2 separate regions of the Homo sapiens genome follow, and region 2 is linked to region 1. Evidence: chromatin loops called from intact Hi-C (ENCODE). Cell type or tissue: Calu3. All regions are shown on one strand. Each heading gives the region's core, and the rest is flanking DNA. Links, peaks and the distances in the headings are about the cores only. Region 1 overlaps ATP8A2 (ATPase phospholipid transporting 8A2). Region 2 has its middle 15 kb from the start of LINC00415.

Region 1 (9,499 bases), core at 3,273-5,772:
AATGCACCAAGTTTGACTTTCCTAAGCTGACGTTTTTAGCTGGCTTTGTTCAGATATTTTTCTACAAGTATATAAGTTTTGTTTTATTACAAAGACATTTATTGGGTTTTAAAAATTCATTCAGCCAATCATTCAGAAAATCTATAAGGGTTAACTACTGACATTTGTAGTTCATTCTGATTTAGGAATCACCATATGGTTTAAATTCCAATTTGAGAAAAAAATTACTAAGTAGAGATATATTTGTATCATCATATTTGTTTAAGCTCTGGGTTTCCAAAACAGTGTATATAGATAGTATTGGACATTGTGAATGGGCTAGTTTAAATTAAGAACAATTTCACTCATAGCAGAAAAATTATTTTTCGATGAAAGGAGATGATAGGATTTTCCCCCCATGCTGTTTCATGTTGAAGATATTTCAGCAAATTGGTCAGAGTTCTGCCAAAGTATTTTGAATGTTCTTTAGAAGTGTTTGGAATGACCTGATTTTTCTCCTCAGGACACATCTGAATTTTCTTAGGCTTTTGGAACTCTTTTTTTGTTTTAAATGTTACATAAGCTCTTTGGTTCGAGCATTGAATGACATGTTATGACATTTAAGGGGAAAAAATTTTATAAGCATTAATCAATGTAAGATATTTGTTGCTTTTTCATTCGACCCCATCCAGCTTTCATCCTGATGCACACCATACTGGAGGCATGGCTGCTTGTTTAATTGTTTAGTGCAGAACGCGGTTTGATCTCTTTCTTGTGCTTTCAGTGCTGGTAAATTAATCAAAAGAAGTTACTGCTCTGCTGGGCATTAGCATGGGTTTAGATGTTTCTGCTTCAGGGCCTGTTCATCAACTAAAATGCTTTTAAGCCCCAAATGGAGAGTAAACAGCGTTGCTGCGGCCACTTTGAGGTGAGCCATTACTTGTGACCCGCTTACATTTGGGAAGGGGCCTGTTTGTATTAGCAGTTATTCTGGTTTGGGTTATAGCATTTTCAAAATGTTTTTTCTCCTTTTTATTTTAGTGTTTTTAGTATTTGTAAAGAGTGCCCCCCATCACCACCATGTATATACACATAGGCATTTCAATAACAGTATGTGGAGATTAAAATCAGTGGACATTTCTATGAAGTTTGAAAGGTGAAATGTGTATCTTCACCATGGCTTGTAGTGAGAGGACAGTGAAATTATAATGCCAATTGAGATAGCAGATAGCAGAATAGTTTTGACTAACATGAAATTGTGGATCCTTAGGTTGTTTTTCTGTCTTCCGTGAAATAAAAGTTGACACTTTCTAACTCTTGGCAGCAGGTGGGCCAGGCATTTGGGAGGCACTGCAGACGCTGAAGAGAACAGACCTTTGCCTTGCAGGAATCAGTCCTTCCAGGAAGACAGGCCTGGAAATGGTGATTTCTGGGCATGGGCTGAGTATTCTGATGGGAAGAGAGTGGAGGAGGGGGAAGTGAAGCTGGCAGAGGGGAAGGAGGGCCTGACGGAGATGGGAGAAGCATCAGAGGACCCCGCCAGGAAGGAGACGACACTGGAGGTGGTCTTCAGGATAGAGCTGAAGTTAGCCGAGGGGAGTCCAGATGCGAGGGAGTTTGCGGTGCAGGTTTTGTCTGGAGAAAAGCAGAGCAGTGGGAATGTGGGTGAGGAGGGGGTGTAGGCAGCAGGGAATCATGACGCAGGCATTGTCACATCGATGTCAGAGCAGGAGGCTGTGCTCGGTGGGGGCAGTCAGAAAGCCCCTTGAGTGAGCAGCTACAGAGCTTAGGCTGTTCCTGGGGCAAGGGAGATGGGAGGAATTTAAGAAAGAGTGGGACAGCTTTGCCTTAGGAGCAGACCAAGGCTGCGGTGTAGACAGGCAGCAGCCAACTCATGTTCCTTCCGATTTTCTTTAAAACTGGAAAGGAAGTTAAAATGGGACATTCTGGTCACTATAGAGTAGAATGAATGCCTGATGATAACTGTCACATTGTCTCTTTAGTTTCTAATTGTTGACATCTAAGTTTGTTTTTAAAATAATTATTTGGCCAGGCATGGTGGCACGTACCACTAGTCCTGGCTACTAAGGAGGCTGAGATGGGGGATTGCTTCAGCCCAGGAGTTTGAGTCCAGCCTGGGCAACATAGCAAGACCACATCTCTAAAAAATAAAACAAAACAAAACAAAAAAACGAAGAAGAAGAATTATTTGCATGTATGTGAGCTCCTGTTTGTATACGAAACAACCAAGTTCATCTTTAGAAATCATCTGATTGTCTCAATATTTATTTACTTATTTGTGTCCCTCTAAAGCCACAGTAAGGAGAACTTCGGTGAAGTCCTCCCTGAAGGGTCACTGGTCCAGTTCGTGTGGAAGACAGGCCGGTGTCCAGAAAGCAGCTCCTGACCCAGGCAGAGCAGGCTGCATTTCTCAGAGTAGTCGCTAGAGTTTTCAGGAGACCAAATAAAATAGTACACATCTGTGTGTAGTTACCAAAGCCAGGAACACGGGCCCTAACTGTGGGCAGTTTCCCTCTGCTAGTGCCCCCTCTTCCTTGGTTACTCTCATCTGTCTCTAGTTTTGGGCCATACACTGTGCCCACCCCCACACTGAAGCAGCCTCCCTCCCCACAGCTATCCCCCCGATTCTGACTCCCACCTGCTTCCATGTTGCTCTGCCCGGCTCCCATTCCGAAGGCCGGTGGTTTCAGCCCAGCTTTGGGAGCACCGTAGATACTTTCAGTTCAGCAGGGCCCTTCGCCCCACCACGTGATGGGATTCTAGAAATGAGTGTGTTCCAGTAATAGGGAGGAAGTGTGGGGAGCCTGGGGGCCCTGTCGGCAGGTACCTCATATGTGTAGTTTTGGCATCGAGTTTATACGAGCACATGGGCATCAAAAAGCTTGCGAAGAAAAGTCCTCTTCTGCTCGATGTATACAAAACTTCTGTTTTGAAAGAGTTGCTTGGGGAAAAAAAAAAGGAATCTTTTTGGAATTACACGTGTAGTTCACTAAAGTATTCCTAGTGACAACATAGCCATGTTTAAAGCCTGAGATTGTGTTGTTCTCTGTCCAGGGTCCAACAGGGAACTGAAATCTTGGAGGTTTTCAGCACCACAGTGTATCAGAGCACTCACAGAGAGCTTGGGAGTCTCAATGACAAAGGCGCCCGTGGGCTCACAGCTAGTACTGCGTCTTTGGTGGACAAAAGCTCCATTTTCCTGATAAAATTTAGCTTACTGTGCAAATGTGATTTATTTGGTGGGTTTCCTGATTCTCCTACAAGGAGATTCTCTGTGGTTATTTGAAAGTAACTAAGTCAACCTCCCATACCTTGGCTTACTTTGAATTCAACCTCGTCAACAGATGCCCTGAGGGCCCCAGACTGTAATAAGCAGCTCTGCTACAGTGCCTACCAGAAGGGTAAAGGCACAGTGCAAAGAAATGGCAACATCTTGTTTTCTAGGACTTCTTCAAATACCTTGTACTTGGAAAGTTATGATGGAAATATCCTGTAATGTAGCATCACTGAAATGGCTTCATTTTAGGCAAGGATTGTAAAGCTTTAAAATTGAGTGAAACCTTGAAGTGTTTTTATTATTTATTTATTTTATTTTATGATTTTTTTTTCTTTTAAGAGACAGGGTCTCACTCTATCACCCGAGCACAGTCATGGCTCACTACAGCCTCCAACTCCTGGATTCAAGCGATCTTCCTGCCTCAGCCTCCTGAGTAGCTGGGACTACAGGCGTGATTGCCATGACTGGCTAATTTTAAAATTTTCTGTAGAGACAAGGTCTCGCTATGTTGCCCAGGCTGGTCTTGAACTTTTGGGCTCAAGCAGTCCTCCCACCTAAGCCCAGGAGTTTGGCCTCCCAAAGTGCTGGGATTAAGCCTGGCCTGAATTGTATTTACACTGCTTTTAATAACTTATTTGCTTTTTCTTTACAAAAGTAATCTATGTTAATAATATAAGCAGAAATAATAAAATGAAGGAATAATACACCCAAATCAGAGATAACCACTTTCTAAATCATTTTCTCCTGAAGTTTTATCACTGCATGTATATGTATGTATACATCTAGTATGTGTCTAAAATTGGATGCTACTGTTACGTGTACTGTTGTAATTTGCTTTCTTCATTCAACAATAGGTAGTGAGGGCCAGGCACAGTGGCTCAGGCTCATGCCTATAATCCCAGCACTTTGGGGGGCCAAGGCAAGAGAGTACCAATGGGCATATATATTGGTGCAGTCCTACGTAAAGGCAATCTGAATACAAATTTTACATGTGCATAACTTCTGAATAGGCAGCTTGGCTATTTATCCTAAGAAATTTATCCTAAGAGGCCAGGCGCAGTGGCTCACGCCTGTAATCCCAACACTTCGGGAGGCTGAGGCAGGTGGATCACTTGGGGTCAGGAGTTCAAGACCAGCCTGGCCAATGTGGTGAAACCCCATCTCTACTACAAATACAAAAATTAGCCAGGAGTGGTGGCATACCCCTGTAGTCCTAGCTACTTGGGGGACTGAGGCAGGAGAATCGCTTGAACCCGGGAAAAGGTTGCAGTGAGCCGAGATCATACTCTTGCACTCCAGCCGGGGCGACAGAGTGAGACTCTGAAAAAAAAGAAAGAAATTTATCTTAAGAAAGTAAATGGATAAATAGACAAGGTCATAGGCACAGTCACTAGCTTATTGTTCATCAGCAGGTCCTTGAGAGTGCAGTAGATGTAAAATGTATTGTTCTGGAAGAATGGACATATGCTGACTGCATGGTTTTTTGTTTTGTTTTGTGTTTAGAGACAGGGTCTCACTATGTTGCCCAGGCTGGAGTGCAGTGGCAGTGCAAGCATAGCTCAATGCAGCCTCTAACTCCTGGCCAGTGCTTGTTTGCCCACACATAAGCATTATGTGATATTAGTCTACTTTGTTGTTGCCAAACTCTGTTCAAAGTGTTTCCTCTACCTCAGATTCTTTTTGGCTGGTTTTAGTTCAGCATCTCTATCCATGGTCTCAGAACTAGCTCAGGGCAAGGCTCCTCTGATTTTTCTTTCTAACTCTCCTCCTTCCCTTTCCTTGCCACCCTCTAGCGTGTCTTTGAGCTATGTGTGATAGCAGGTTTTACTGGGGTGATTTATAAATAGGTCATCTCTCCCCTCTTGCACTGTGGAGTACTGGGGGGCACCACCAGCGCTGGCTGCTGTGGGGTCTTTGTGCCCTCCCTCGGTCTCCTTCAGCAAGCTGGGCCCTTAAGCTCTTGTGCCAAGAGAAGGGACAGACAGGGCAGAGTGGAGGAGTGGGCATGGGGCGCTGCTGATCAGAGAAAGGGTAGCCTGGTGGCCAACAGCACGTCCAAGAACACTGTATGAGCAAAAGTGGCAGGGAAATCCGGGAAGTGGGAGCTCACAAACCAAGTGCTAACACTTACAGGGTGTGGTTCCACAGCTGCCCTTTGGCTCGACCCACAATCCTTTATACAGCCATTTCTAGCTTATTTCCAGCCCCCAGCTCAGTGCTGACTCATGTGAATGTTGGCCAGACGCTCTGGCTTGTGTGGTTATTGGCTTCCTCTCCCTTTGTTGCATACAGTCCTCTGTTTGCCTTTCTACAGAGTACAGCAATGCATAGCTGCAAATTTGAGAATCTCATTCTAGTGCGGTAGGTCAGTCCACAAATACTCTCTGAGTGCCAGCTCCATGCCAGCTATTGAGATGAACACCACCAGGACTATGCTGGGAAAACAGCAAACATGGTGCTGGTATTGCAGGGAGATCACAGAGGGAAAATTATCCTCAACCTGGAGGGATGGCTTCTTAGCTCAATGATGTCCTTTCCCAGCTTCTCTCTTGGAGATATTTTGTCTTTGGAACTGGCAGCCACATGACAGCCATGTGTTGCTCCCTGATTGTGGAAGGGTCTCAGTATCCTGAGTGCTTGGGGTGCACCCAAAAGACAAACACCACTTATGTCAAAACGCAGGCCCCAGAGTTAAGGAAAAGTCTGTTTCTATCACTAACATAGCATCTGGAAGAAATAGAAAATGGCTATTTCCTAATTACTGTTAAAGTGTATTAAGCCAACATCCATGTATGCTTTTCCTCTCCTTCATTCACTGAAGGACTTTCAAAGAAATTGCACCCCTTGCACTTAGCATGGTGTCTGTGTGACTTAGTCAATGAGCCGTTAGGCACTGCAGATACCGTTTGTTCAGTCAAGATGGATAGCCCTGCCTTATCACTGCGTAACGCCTTGGAGGCCATAGGCTATCTCTGCACATCTCCCTTAATTGCCTGGTGTATTTATGTGGGTTGACTAGTTTGTTGCCATCTGCATAGCTGGGTTGTTTAATATATTTTTCTTTGTTCTGCTAATGACCTGAGCTTCATTACATGCTGATAAAGAATCCTAAAATGTACATAGAAAACTGACGAAGAAGAACTGGCCCTGGCCCTGAACAGAACAGGCATGCCACTATGCCGGCTGCCCAGACTCAGCATTTGTCGTTACAGGAAGGAATGGCTTTCTGTTTGCATTTTAGGAAAACTTCACCTTTTAAACATTTCAAATGGAAAAAAAAGTATGCGATTTTTTTTTTTTGAGGTTTTACTGATATGAGCTACAAATAGCTTCTTGGAAGCCAGTCAGAACTCTCTTTTCAATAATGTTGAAACATTTTCCTTTGACTGGAAATTAATACCTTCAATTTAGAAGAACTCTAGTTAGAAGTTTATAGCACAAATATAGCCCCATGTAACTAAGGGAATCTTGGAGAATTTTCTGATGTCAAAAAACAGAGCGGTGTTAGCTCATTTTAAAAAATTGTTCTAGTCAAATATAAAGCAAAAAATCCCATTTTTAATTTAATTTTTATAATATTTAAGAATCATTTCAGAGATAAAGTACTTCTGTTTTTTAATATAGCAAAAGAGATTATTATGATAGAGAATAATTATATAAATTAGGATTTTAGGCTAAGAAAAATGGTCTTCTGTTGGAGTGGATGGTTGTGGTTTTCACTTGTTAGTTGTCTGGTGTTATTTTACATAGGCTTTTTCAAAATTTGTTTTATGTCAATTTCTGTCAATTTTCTTAGTGAAACACTGTTTCTAGACTTCCACTTATACTAATTGCACCTTGATTGGATTATTTGCTGATTTGTTTTTTGGGTTTTTTGTTGTTGTTGGAGGTAAGAGTAAGAGGAAAAACTACTTCCAGCACATGAATGGAAAAGAATCACTTTGCTGTTTGACGTTGCTTGAGGAGACAATGTTTGTGACAGTTGCATGTATTCGTATGTTTGTAATTTATTCTTGTGAACAGCTGATACTGTTTTAGGGCATCAGGTCAGGATGAGCTAAATGTACAGTTCTAATCAATCAAGACAAATGATGGTACTATCACAATTCCATCTCCAGAGGCAGGCCCTCTCCACTGTAGCTCCCAGCTTCACCCAGGGACAAAGCTACAGAAAGGGAGGCATACTGACCCTGCCAAAGTTCCTTCTTCATTCCTGATTCATTCCATCTCCAAACCCACCTGTGTCCTGTGGCCCTCCTACTGCTTATCAAAACTGTTCCCATTATTGCTGCAATCTGATTCACATAGGCAAAATTGGCAGTAGCCATTGTGTGCAAAGCATTCCGTTGAATGTAGGGGCAATTTAAAAATGAAGACATAATCTTTTCCCTGTAGGAACTTACTATCTTATTTGTGTTATTCATATTCAGTGAGTAATAATTTCAGTGTGAATATGTAATATAATATAATAGGTTGATATATAAAGAAACCCCAGGCCGAGCACGGTGGCTCATGCCTGTAATCCCAGAACTTTGAGAGGCTGAGGTGGGCAAATCATGAGGTCAGGAGTTTGAGACCAGCCTGGCCAACATGGTGAAACCCCCTCTCTACTAAAAATACAAAAAAATTAGCTGGGCATGGTGGCGGGCATGTATAATCCCAGCTACTTGGGAGGCTGATGTAGGAGAATCGATTGAACCTGGGAGGTGGACGTTGCAGGCAGCCAAGATCACACCACTGCACTCCAACCCCAGATGACAGTGCAAGACTCCGTCTCAAAAAAAAACCCATATAGAATTTGACACATAGACAGTGGACTTGAAGGGAAGGGAGATAAATTCAAACAGGGACACGTCAGCCAAGACTTTCTTCTCTTCTTGTTTCTCTTCCCACCTCTGTCCTGAAGACCTTGAGAGGCCTTAAAGCCAGGAGCTGAGAGGGGAAGGGCACTCCCAGCCAGCACTAGCTCTCAGCCTGGATGGTGTCCTCACAGAGGCAGGGGGATGGTGCTCCAGGATAGCATGCAGCAGCAGCTCCTACTCCAGGTGTAGCAGCCAGGATAGGTTTTTTCACCTTTCATCCATCTTTATCATTTATTCAGTTTTCATGGTTATCTTGTGAAGCAGATGGCAATGGCGGTGTCCCCATATTATAAGCAGAAAACTGTGAATTGGAGGATTAGGTAACTGTTGGATTCTTTTTTTTTTTTTTTTTGAGACAGGGTCTTGCTCTTTCGTCCAGGCTGGAGTGAAGTGGTGTGGTTGTGGCTCCTCTGCTGGATTCTTACAGTGTTGGGAGCGGAAGCTGTGGTACCTGTGTTCTGTCTCCCACCCACGGCCCAGTTGCTCAGCAGAATTATGTGAAAGCTTCCAAATGTGTGTTTTGAAGAAATCAAAGAATGTAACAGAGTAGGTGAGGGTGTGGAGCCTGGAGCAAGAAGACACTTGCTTGTGTTTAGTCTTGTCTTGGCCACTTCTTAGGTTGTGACCTCGGGCATACTGTGTCAATCTTTCTGAGCTGGGTTTTCTTACCTGTAAAATGGAGAGAATAACAGCACCAATTTTGCAGAGTTGTGCTTAGGATTACAGCAGCCAATGCGTGGAAAGCACTTAGCCCAGTTACTGATGATCAAATGGTATGTGCGAAATCAGCACTTGCTGCTGCCCTATCATTATTATTACTGAATCCCATATTTTTGTTTTCAACTTAAAAGCATAGGCTTTGGCTTAAGGAACATTAGAAATCCTCCTCATTGGTCTCTTCACAGAGGAGGAAAAAGAGGACCAGGGAGGGGGTCTGTCTGGTTAAGAAGAGGCAGGGAGCCCCTGTACAGCCCATCCCTTGAATCCTGCTCGCTCAGCGCATTCGTTCCCCACCCTTCCCCCTCATTAATATGTTCACACATTGCCAACGCCTGAGTTCTTTTCTCCTTCCCCACAGCATACACTAAACCTCTAGGGAGACAATACACCTACTCTCCAGGAGATGGAGTGGTGGGAGGAGGGAGGAATTTTCCAAATAGCCCACAGGATCATGAAGGCTTTTCCTCACATGTTGGTTTTTATCACCTCGGACCATTGGTCACAGAATCTGGTCTGGACCTTGTGCCACTGTGGGAGGATGGCCATAGGAGAAAAAGAAAAAGCATCGCTCCCTGTGGCTCCAGTGGACACACGCGTGCTTTCCTCACCTTTCTATCACCAGAGCCCCAAGACCTAGCAT
Region 2 (9,499 bases), core at 3,583-6,082, 320 kb after region 1:
GTGGAACCAGGTAGCTCTTACCTTCCTAGTTCTCTGCTCCCAGAGGTTCCTGCAGAAGTTGGAATTTCCTTGTTCTGTGGCTCAGTTTGTTAAAAATGAAAGTGTGTGGGAGAAAAAGGTTAGGAGAAGGTAGCTAGTGATTGCCCGTGGCCTGCCCGTGGCCGTGGCCTCCTGCCGCCACCTCACTTTCCTCTGGTTTCCGGGGTGGGTCAGCAGCCTCCCCTCTCCTTCAGCGGAATCCTCTGGCTGCTCTGAGGAGGTCGAAGCACCTTGTATGTCATGTGAAAAATATTTCCAAGCAAAGTGCTTTGCCTCCAGCTGCAAAATTGATTAGTGGCTTAAAATCCCCAAAGAGTGTCTACCATCAGCTGGAGTTGCTATTTTAAACCTGGACAAAAAAGAGTGTGTGAGAGGGGAAGGGATTGTGTATTATGTACAGGAAAAAAAAACAGTTTTAAAATATTCTTTTCCTCCGAATTGGGAAATGGCACACACAGGGGAAGAAATGTATGAGGAAATGCAATATTATTTTACTTCCTATATTAGAATTTTTTGGTCCAATAGCCTAAAATTTAGTTAATTGTAATAAAACTCCTTCTGAAATTGGAATCAAGAAATTTAGCTTTTGGGGATTTAAGGGATTGTGGAATTAGATGAAAAAGAAGCTGAAATGCAGACTCTGGGGAAGGTGCGTTCCTTGTTGACCGCTTGCCTGGGTGAACTGTCTGATTACATTCAGAAACGCTCCATGCAATACCGCATGGAAATCAAAAATGCCTTTTACCACAGACACGGCAGATTCCAATTATTCCTCAGATCGGAATTTTTTTCCCCTCCAAGTTCATTGTTCTCCATAAAAATGAGTTTCAAATGTCCATTTAAAACCTGCCAATCATTCACTGCCTGAGGACACTAAGCCTGCAGAAAAGTTTGTCCATGGATCATCCCATTAATGTTGCCATAACTTGTATTTTTTATAGATACCTAATATACATATTTATGGGGTATGTGTGATGTTTTGATATATACATACAATGTGTAGAGCAAATCAGGGCAATTGGGGTATCCATCACCTCAAACATTTATCATTTCTTTGTTTTTTGTTTGTTTTTTGAGATGGAGTCTCGCTCTGTCACCCAGGCTGGAGTGCAGTGGTGTTATCTGGGCCCATTGCAACCTCTGCCTTCTGGGTTCAAGCGATTCTCCTACTTCAGCCTCCCAAGTAGCTGAGAGTACAGGCACTTGCCACCATGCCTAGCTAATTTTTGTGTTTTTAGTGGAGACGGGGTTTCACCATGTTGGCCAGGCTGGTCTCGAACTCCTGACCTCGTGATCTGCCGCTTCAGCCTCCCACAGTGCTGGGATTACAGGCATGAGCCACCACACCCGGCCTACTCATCATTTATTTGTGTTGAGAACATTGCAAATCTTCTCTTCTAGCTATTTTGAAATACACAATATTGATAACTATAGTCATCCTACTGTACTAACAAACACTAGACCTTATTTCCTCTAACTGTATGTTTGAACCCATTAACCAACTTCGCTTCATTCCTCCTCTCCCCCTACCCTTCCCAGCCCCTGGTAACCATCACTCTAACTTCATAGCTCTATGAGATCAATGTTTTTAGCTCCCCAATATGAGTGAGAACATGCAATATTTGTCTGTGCCTGGCTTATTTCACTTCACACAATGACCTCCAGCTCCATTCACATTGCTGCAAATGACATGATTTCCTTCTTTTTATGGCTGACTAGTATTCCACTCTGTATATATCCCACATTTTCTTTATCTATTCATTCATTGATGGATACTTACATTGGTTCCACATTTTGGCTGTGGTGAATAGGACTGTGATAAACATGGGAGTGCAGATATCTTGATAAACTTATTGCTTTTGGGGGGTATATATGCTTAGAAGTAGGATTGCTGGATCAAATTAGCCATAATTTTATTTACTCTGCAAACATTTATTGAGCACTTACTAGGTGTTAAACTAACACAGAATATAAAAGTAAGAAGATACTTAACCTATAGGAAGGAAACAAATGTGATAAAGAATGAATTAAATAAGACGTAGTGAGTGCTTTGGTGAATCTTGTTCAACCTGGGCATAGAGGAGGGGGCAGTGAAGAAACCCCCCCTGAAAAGGAGACTCCCAAGCTAGGTGAAGAAGAGGGAGAGGGGGTTTAAAGCAAGAGGAGGGGACTCTGCAAAGACAGATCAGTCTGAAAATCCAAAGGACTGAGAAGTCCTCCTGACTGGCAGGCCACACCTGGAGAGCGGCTGCAGAATGGAGCTGGGAAGAGCATTCAGCTGTTGCTAACATCGTCTGCCAAGGTCAAACTCTAGAAGATAACTCCATTGGGAGTTTGCAGATGGCCTGGATAGGTTGGATGGAGGGCAGACAGACCAGACAGAGACTACAGGAGAAGCAAACTGAATATTTTCATTTGTCTCCAATTAGTTACATCATAAACTCTCATCTTCCCAAACCACAGCTGACACTTCCCCAACCAAAATAGGCCAGAATTCCTGCAGGATAAAATTCACTGTTATAAGATCAGTGACTATTTGCAAAATGGAACAAACAAATCAACAAAAGACTTCTTTTGAAATTTCCAATATTATTAAAGGAAAAACAGAAATAATGTTTTAAGTTGTTACGTGTGTTTAAAAAATGTTAAAAAGGTTAAAAATGTTATACGTTATATGTGTTTTTAAAATGTTGAATGCTACTGAAGCACCTTTGCAATGCGCCCTAATATTCTGAAGTAGAAGGATGCTCGGCCACTGTTTTGGGAGCAAGTTATGAGGAACAGAAAACTACTAGTCTTTTGGCCCAGATGTTTTATTATCGGCTAATGCATAGATTCTTACACAGTGCAGGGGGAAAAAATCAAGGTTTGTGATAGAAAAATACATAAAATTGAAAAAAACAAACAGATGTCATGGGTGGAAAAGCTGCAAGGATCGCATTGGAAGCAAGTGTGCGCTGCCTTCACAAGCTCGGGGACAGGACTGAGAACGGGAGAAATGTCTCTCATGCCCCCTGCTGTCTACTGGCCTGACCTGCAGCATCCAGAGATTTTTCAATCATTTTAGAGAAAATCCTGTCGATTTTTCCTTTAACCCAGAACAATTTACATCACAGTGAATTTTAATTCATCATCCTTATTTACGAAAGCTTCCTCCTCCTTTTTTATTATTATAACAATAAATATTTAAGCGCGGTAGGCAGAGGCCTGGTGCTTGCTGATGGCTGTGTGCATGGAATTCACTCTGGCTGCAATGTGGGGGCTAATTAAGGATGCCAAGAGGAGCTCGAGGACGTGATGAGGTGCCTGCTACCCGTGAATAAACGCGGGAGGTCTTCTGAAATAATTACTGAGAGGACAGGGACCAAGGCTGCGTGTGTATACACTGCAGTAGAGTGTGGGAAAGAGAAGACCAGTGCTGAGCAGAGACCATAGCCAAAGAGGAAAACCGTGAGGACAGGAGGAGAACCAGAGGTGGGCACTTGGCGGGAAGCCCTTGTGTACACTGGACCATGGGAGGAAGAAGAATCTGACTACACCCGGAATTCAGTGTTGCTCCATCTAGTTTAGATGTAAGACACACAGTAGAGTAAGCATCTCTCAGTAAACAAACGAGAGGCCATTAAGAAAAGAAAAGAAATCCCATTTTAGAGAAGCAATCAAATAATGTGGTCAAACTAGTGAAGAAAATGGTTTACCTATATCTGCTCTTCCAGTTGTACTAGCAGCTTCTAAAATTTGATGTTCAAAATTCTTTTTTTTCTTTTTCTTTTTCTTTTTTTTTTTGCGACGGAGTCTCGCTCTGTGGCCCAGGCTGGAGTGCAGTGGCGCGATCTCGGCTCACTGCAAGCTCCGCCTCCCGAGTTCACGCCATTCTCCTGCCTCAGCCTCCTGAGTAGCTGGGACTACAGGCGCCCATCACCACGCCCGGCTATTTTTGTTTTTGTTTTTTGTATTTTTAGTAGAGACGGGGTTTCACCGTGTTAGCAAGGATACTCTCTATCTCCTGACCTCGTGATCCGCCCGCCTCAGCCTCCCAAAGTGCTAGGATTACAGGCATGAGCCACTGTGCCCGGCCTGATTCTTTTAGATCTAAGAACATGAAAAAACTTAAAACCCACACCACAGACTTTGAGGAACTATGTTTCCCGCATGTGGTTTTGGTGGGAAGAGGAAATAGAACCACCACAACTCAATGAATCTATTTATTCACCTGTTCCTTGGAAGCCCAATCTCCTCCACCTCCTTAGCCTTGAGACCAAACCCCCAGCACCGTGCCCGCTGCACATGAGATCTCAGTAAATGTTTGTTTATAGGATTTGAAGTGACCAAGGTAAAATGACGCAAGGAGGTCTCACAGACACAGAACAATGATCACTATTGTATCATGAAATACTCCACAACTCTTTTGTCAGTAGGTTGGATATTTTTGTGAAGCAACTCCTCATGTGCTGATATTTATCCACCCTTCTACCATATTTCCTCAAGAGTACCTTATTGTCAGTCTCCACCCACTCCCTCTTCCCCTCAATGAAAAAGTATTCCTGGGCCGGGCGCAGTTGCTCACGATTGTAATCCTAGCACTTTGAGAGGCTGAAGTGGGTGGATCACCTGAAGTCAGGAGTTCAAGACCAGCCTGGTCAACATAGTGAAGCCTCATCTCTACTAAAAATACAAAAATTAGCCGGATATGGTGCTGCACGCCTGTAGTCCCAGCTACTCAGGAGGCTGAGGCAGGAGAATCTCTTGAACCTGGGAGGCAGAGGTTGCAGTGAGCTGAGATTGCACTACTGCACTTCAGCCCGGGGGAAGAGTGAAACTCCATCTAAAAAAAAAAAATAAGAATAAATAAATAAATATTATTTCCATCAGAAAGCCACCTGTTCATTCTTTCCTACACTGAATTATTATAATCACAAAGGCGCTACTTTTCAGAGCACAATTAGTGTGGCTGCTCAAAAACATCATAAGGCATAACAGCTAACAAAACTTATCTTACTAATAAAATTGCAAGATAATTCAATTGTATTCAAAGGAAATAGAAACACTTTTTATTGACTAACACCCCTGGTTTGACTTAAGTGAATCCAAAGCAGTGGGAAGAATGGAAGCAGGTTTAAGTCCACAGCTTCCCGTGCTTCGTGCTTTCACGGTCCAGGGATAATATTTTCAAAACACAGCGTCTCTGACCTTTTGAGATGCCGCAGATGAACATGACAGTCACGCCTTACTTTTTCCCAAGAATTAAAAGAATGTGAACTATGCCTGGTAAAACAATCTTCGGCTATATCCACTGAATGAACCCAGGAACACGGTGTGTCATCGGGAGAGGGCAGCACACTCCCCCTGGCCACGTCCAGAAGCTGGTTTCCCTTTGAGTCGGCTGAAGAGCTTCCCGAGGCCTCACTCCACCCTAAAAAGCCCAGAGTTACCAGCGTGGGCGGCCGTGAACTGAAACCGGGTGACTTCCCAAAAATCAAGGCTGACTCCTCACACAAATTTCAGGACCACCCTGGACCTTAAAATAAACAAACAAACAAAAACCATATAGCGAGTTCTCTTTTCTGGGACCTGGAGTGGTCCTGGCTCCCACCCGCATAGAAAAGATGATTCCTTGGTTTGAAAACGCCATGAGGCTTTAGGGGCAGGTGGCTTTCTTGGTTCTGCAGAAGCAAAATCCTTGAGAAGTGACTTATCCAGGGGTATCTTAATTTTTGTTTTTATTTTTCTAAGTATTAGATGTGGCTGGTCTTTCTGGGCGTAGTTCCATAAAAGTCATCTTTAGGATAACCTGACAAATCCTGACTTGGGCAGGGGCAGTGCACACACCTACAGTCCCAGCTACTCAGTAGGCAGGAGGCTGAGGCAGAATATTTCTTAAGCGTGGGGTTTGAAACAGCCTGGGCAACATAGTGACACCTCATCTGAGATTAATTAATTAAAAAAAATACTGACATGAGGGGTAAAAAGCCACATTCAGGAAAAGCCTGATCTTGGTGTGTAATCGCGTATTTCCTAGTGAAGATGCATTTTATTCTGCCTAAGCTGGGGATCAGCAGTGGACCACGTGCAGAAGTCAGCAGAGTGGAGGAAACACCCGAAGCCGCATGTGGCCGGTGGCTGGCCTGTATTGAGAGGAAAATGATGGACCATGGGTTCCATCTAGTGTCCTTGGTTTTCTTGGGAAAACCAAAGAGCAAACAGAAAGTCTGAGCAAATAGCTTTGAGAAATGTAGGCAGGCAAGAGACTGCAGACACATTACCTTTAGAAAGTTCCATCCCAAGAGGGAGCCTTAAAAAATAAAAGTCTTCCTGAGCAGAAAAGACACTTTAGCAAGGAGTTTTGGAGCAGGAAGTTTTCCCAAATGATTTACCTAGGGTGGTCCATGGTTGGGTTAGTTTTTGTTTTTGTTAGTTTTAGGAAATCTTTTCTCAAGGAGCCTCCTGGCTGGGGACAGGGAATTTTTCTGGGAATTGACAAGACTCTGTAAAAACAAATTGTGTATCTATTCCCTGACCTGACTGTAACCTATATGAGCTCAGGCAACAGGTTTTTGTTTCCTGCTGTCACCCCAGGGCCCAGCAAAATGTGTGGCAGAGTGACTGCACAGGAAATATTTATTACAATACACATGCAGATTAAAGTATTGACGAATCATATCATACACCTGACATGACTGAAAATTGCTCAAGTGAGCCACGTATCAGCTGAAGGCACTCTATGTGCTGACATTAAATTCACATTAACTGGCCAGGCACAGTGGCTCACCTCACACCTGTAATCCCAGCACTTTGGGAGGCTGAGGTGGGCAGATCACTTGAGCTCAGGAGTTCAAGACCAGCTTGGCCAGCATGATGAACACCCCCAAAAAATTGCCAAGTGTGGTGGCCGGCGCCTGTAGTCCCAGCTACTTGGGAGGCTGGAGAATCACTTGAACCTGGGAGGCAGAGGCTGCAGCGAGCCAAGATCTTGACACTGCACTCCACCCTGGGCCACAGAGCAAAACTCCGTCTCAAAAAAAATACATATATATATTAATTCAACTGCCTCCCATTCTCCCACTCCCCACACATCCTTCTGGGAGCTCAGCCCTTTTAGAGATTTCAGTGAGTTGCTGTTGGTGACCCTGCAGACGTTCCCTTTTCACTCAGAGTCATTCTGTATGTGCTGAACCCAGAATAGAACCCAGGCATTTTCCCCAGATTTCCCAAACGCTATTAAGGTGGCAGTGTGTTTTAGACATTAACTGAAGACTTGGGGGTTAATACTGGGGTTGTGTTATCATACAAATAGCAAGTATCCTAAGACCCCTGGAGATTCAGGCCTTGGTTTCCTTCTCTTCTTTCTCTCAACTCTCCTGAGCCAGCTCATGCAGCCTCCCATAGACCAATGACTGAGAGCTCTGCCTGCAGCCCCTTCTCTGCGCTCTCCATCTGTGCGCTCAGCTGCTCCCCTTACATCTCCATGTGGATGTTGCACAGGCTCCTCAGTCTTACTTACTTGACAAAACCTGGAACAGTAGAAAGGAAGCTCCTGCTGCAACGTGCTCAGACCCCAGCAGGCTGCTGCACTGCATGATGTTGCGATAGGACAAGGATTTTACTAAGCAGTGATGAGGGGCGACTCTCTTTTCAATGTATTCTGTCATTTCTTGGCTTCTGCTTGGTTCACTTCATACACGTCGTTTCACAGCATTTCCCAAGCATATTTCTCTACTGCCAACCTATTCTTCTCTGAACTTATAGAGGGGTGATAATGTTGGTTAGGTTTCTTGTCTTTGTTAATACATAAACAAAAGTCACGTACTGGAGGAGCTGCCAATAATGATCATGGCCACTAGTGCATGGGACACCTTCTCCTTAAGCTGCAGATAATTCTGGTGCTGGGTACACTGGCATGGTGGGCCCTTGAGGGTTCTGTATTCTCTTCCAGGCTTTCCCTCTCTATTCTTGTCATGCAATTTTATGATGCTCCGGACACATTTCAAGTGCGTCTTAGCCACCTTTTGAGAGTGTTACCACCTCCTGCCCCTTTCTCTAAGAGAGGAAACTACTTTGCCACTGACAGCCATTTATCACGTGATCTGGAGTTCTCCAGAAGTGTTTAAACATGTGATGTGAACTAGAGTAACTACGTATTATCCGGTTCATATTACCAATGGCTTATGTGTTCATGTTAGAATTAGGTCTTGGGTAAAAACTAGAAATAAATTGTAAAAACGCACTGATGTTTTTTATAGCGCCAGTGTAGATCAACCTGTGATCTTTCAAAATATGAACTGACTTAAATAACTGCCTAACATTGATAGGGTGAAATTACTTCTCCCTCAAAGTTTAGGTGGTTTTCTGTTTGTATGTTTGCTTTTTGCATGCTCTAATGTTTAATGTTTTTGAGGGCAAAAGTTTTAAAGGTTTGAAAATGATAAATGCTAGCATTTCAAATATGGTAATCTGGTACTATTTTTAAAGTAATTTATGTTAGGTAAATTGGGATGACTTCAGCTGCAATGAACAGAAGCCCCTGACTTAACTGGCTTAAATAATAAGACAACTTATTATTAAGGGTGGCCCAATTGCTGATTGAGACAGCCGCTCAAATATATCACTGCAGGGACCCAGTTTTCCCCACCGCTCTGTTTCACCATTCTGAGCGCTGGCCTTGCCTCCACCCAGGCTGGCTCCTTTTGTGCTCACGTGATTGCTGCAGCGGTTCCAGGTATCACATCTAGGTACAGAAACATCCAGAAGCAGAAAGAGGCCACCGCTCCTGGTCTCCTTCTTCATAGGAAAACAATCTCTCCTATAAGCTTTTCTGCAGGACTCCCCTCTAATCTCATTGGCCAGAATGAAGTCACATGCCCACTTCTAAGCTAATCACAGATGCAGAAAGAGAACCGTCATAATTGGCTTAAACCAAAAAAGGGACTTATTTTGAGTTGACTAATGTGAAGAAAGTATGGCTACCTGAACCGTCTTTCTGTTAACAAGCAAGTAGAGAAGAATTGTTGGTAGTGAACCAACAATGCTTGCCATGTTACAGAAATATATTAAATATACAGTAATATATTAAATATATTACTGTAATGTAATATGTTAAAAACAGTAATATATTAAATATACTGTAATGTAATGTGTTACAATACAGTTACATATATATATAACCATGTATGTCATGAAATAGGCATTGCAACACTGATGGAATATATTAAATAATTTTTAAATAATGTTTGTTTTCCTTCATGTTATCTGATTAATAATTTTCTGAGCTTCAAGTTTAAGTGCTTTAAAATTTATTGTTGGCTTGGTGCAGTGGTTCATGCCTGTAATCCCAGCACTGTGGGAGGCCGAGGTGGGTGGATCATTTGAGGTCAGGAATTTGTGACCGACTTGGACAACATGGTGAAACCCCGTCTCTACTAAAAATACAAAAATTAGCCTGGCGTGGTAGCGTGCGCCTATA

The links. Hi-C counts contacts between places; a loop is a spot of excess contacts. Peaks named below come from ENCODE experiments on the same cell type or tissue, not always from the same donor. Only the 100,000 strongest peaks of a DNase experiment are listed, where the experiment ranks them.
Region 2: it touches region 1 in a loop (5-fold over the local background); 2 of 110 quality-filtered maps call a loop at or near these places.

The regions. Positions count from the first base shown.
Region 1 is chr13:25,747,854-25,757,352 of GRCh38, forward strand. The region is part of intron 25 of ATP8A2 (ATPase phospholipid transporting 8A2); the gene reads left to right. Among named protein-coding and RNA genes, the nearest start is that of SHISA2, 300 kb to the right of the region's middle. In Calu3, for the core only: no CTCF peak of the experiment used is centred there; no DNase peak of the experiment used is centred there.
Region 2 is chr13:26,069,535-26,079,033 of GRCh38, forward strand. No RefSeq gene overlaps it. Among named protein-coding and RNA genes, the nearest start is that of LINC00415, 15 kb to the left of the region's middle. RefSeq lists a silencer at 7,263-7,477. In Calu3, for the core only: no CTCF peak of the experiment used is centred there; DNase peaks (open chromatin) are centred at 4,607 and 5,377.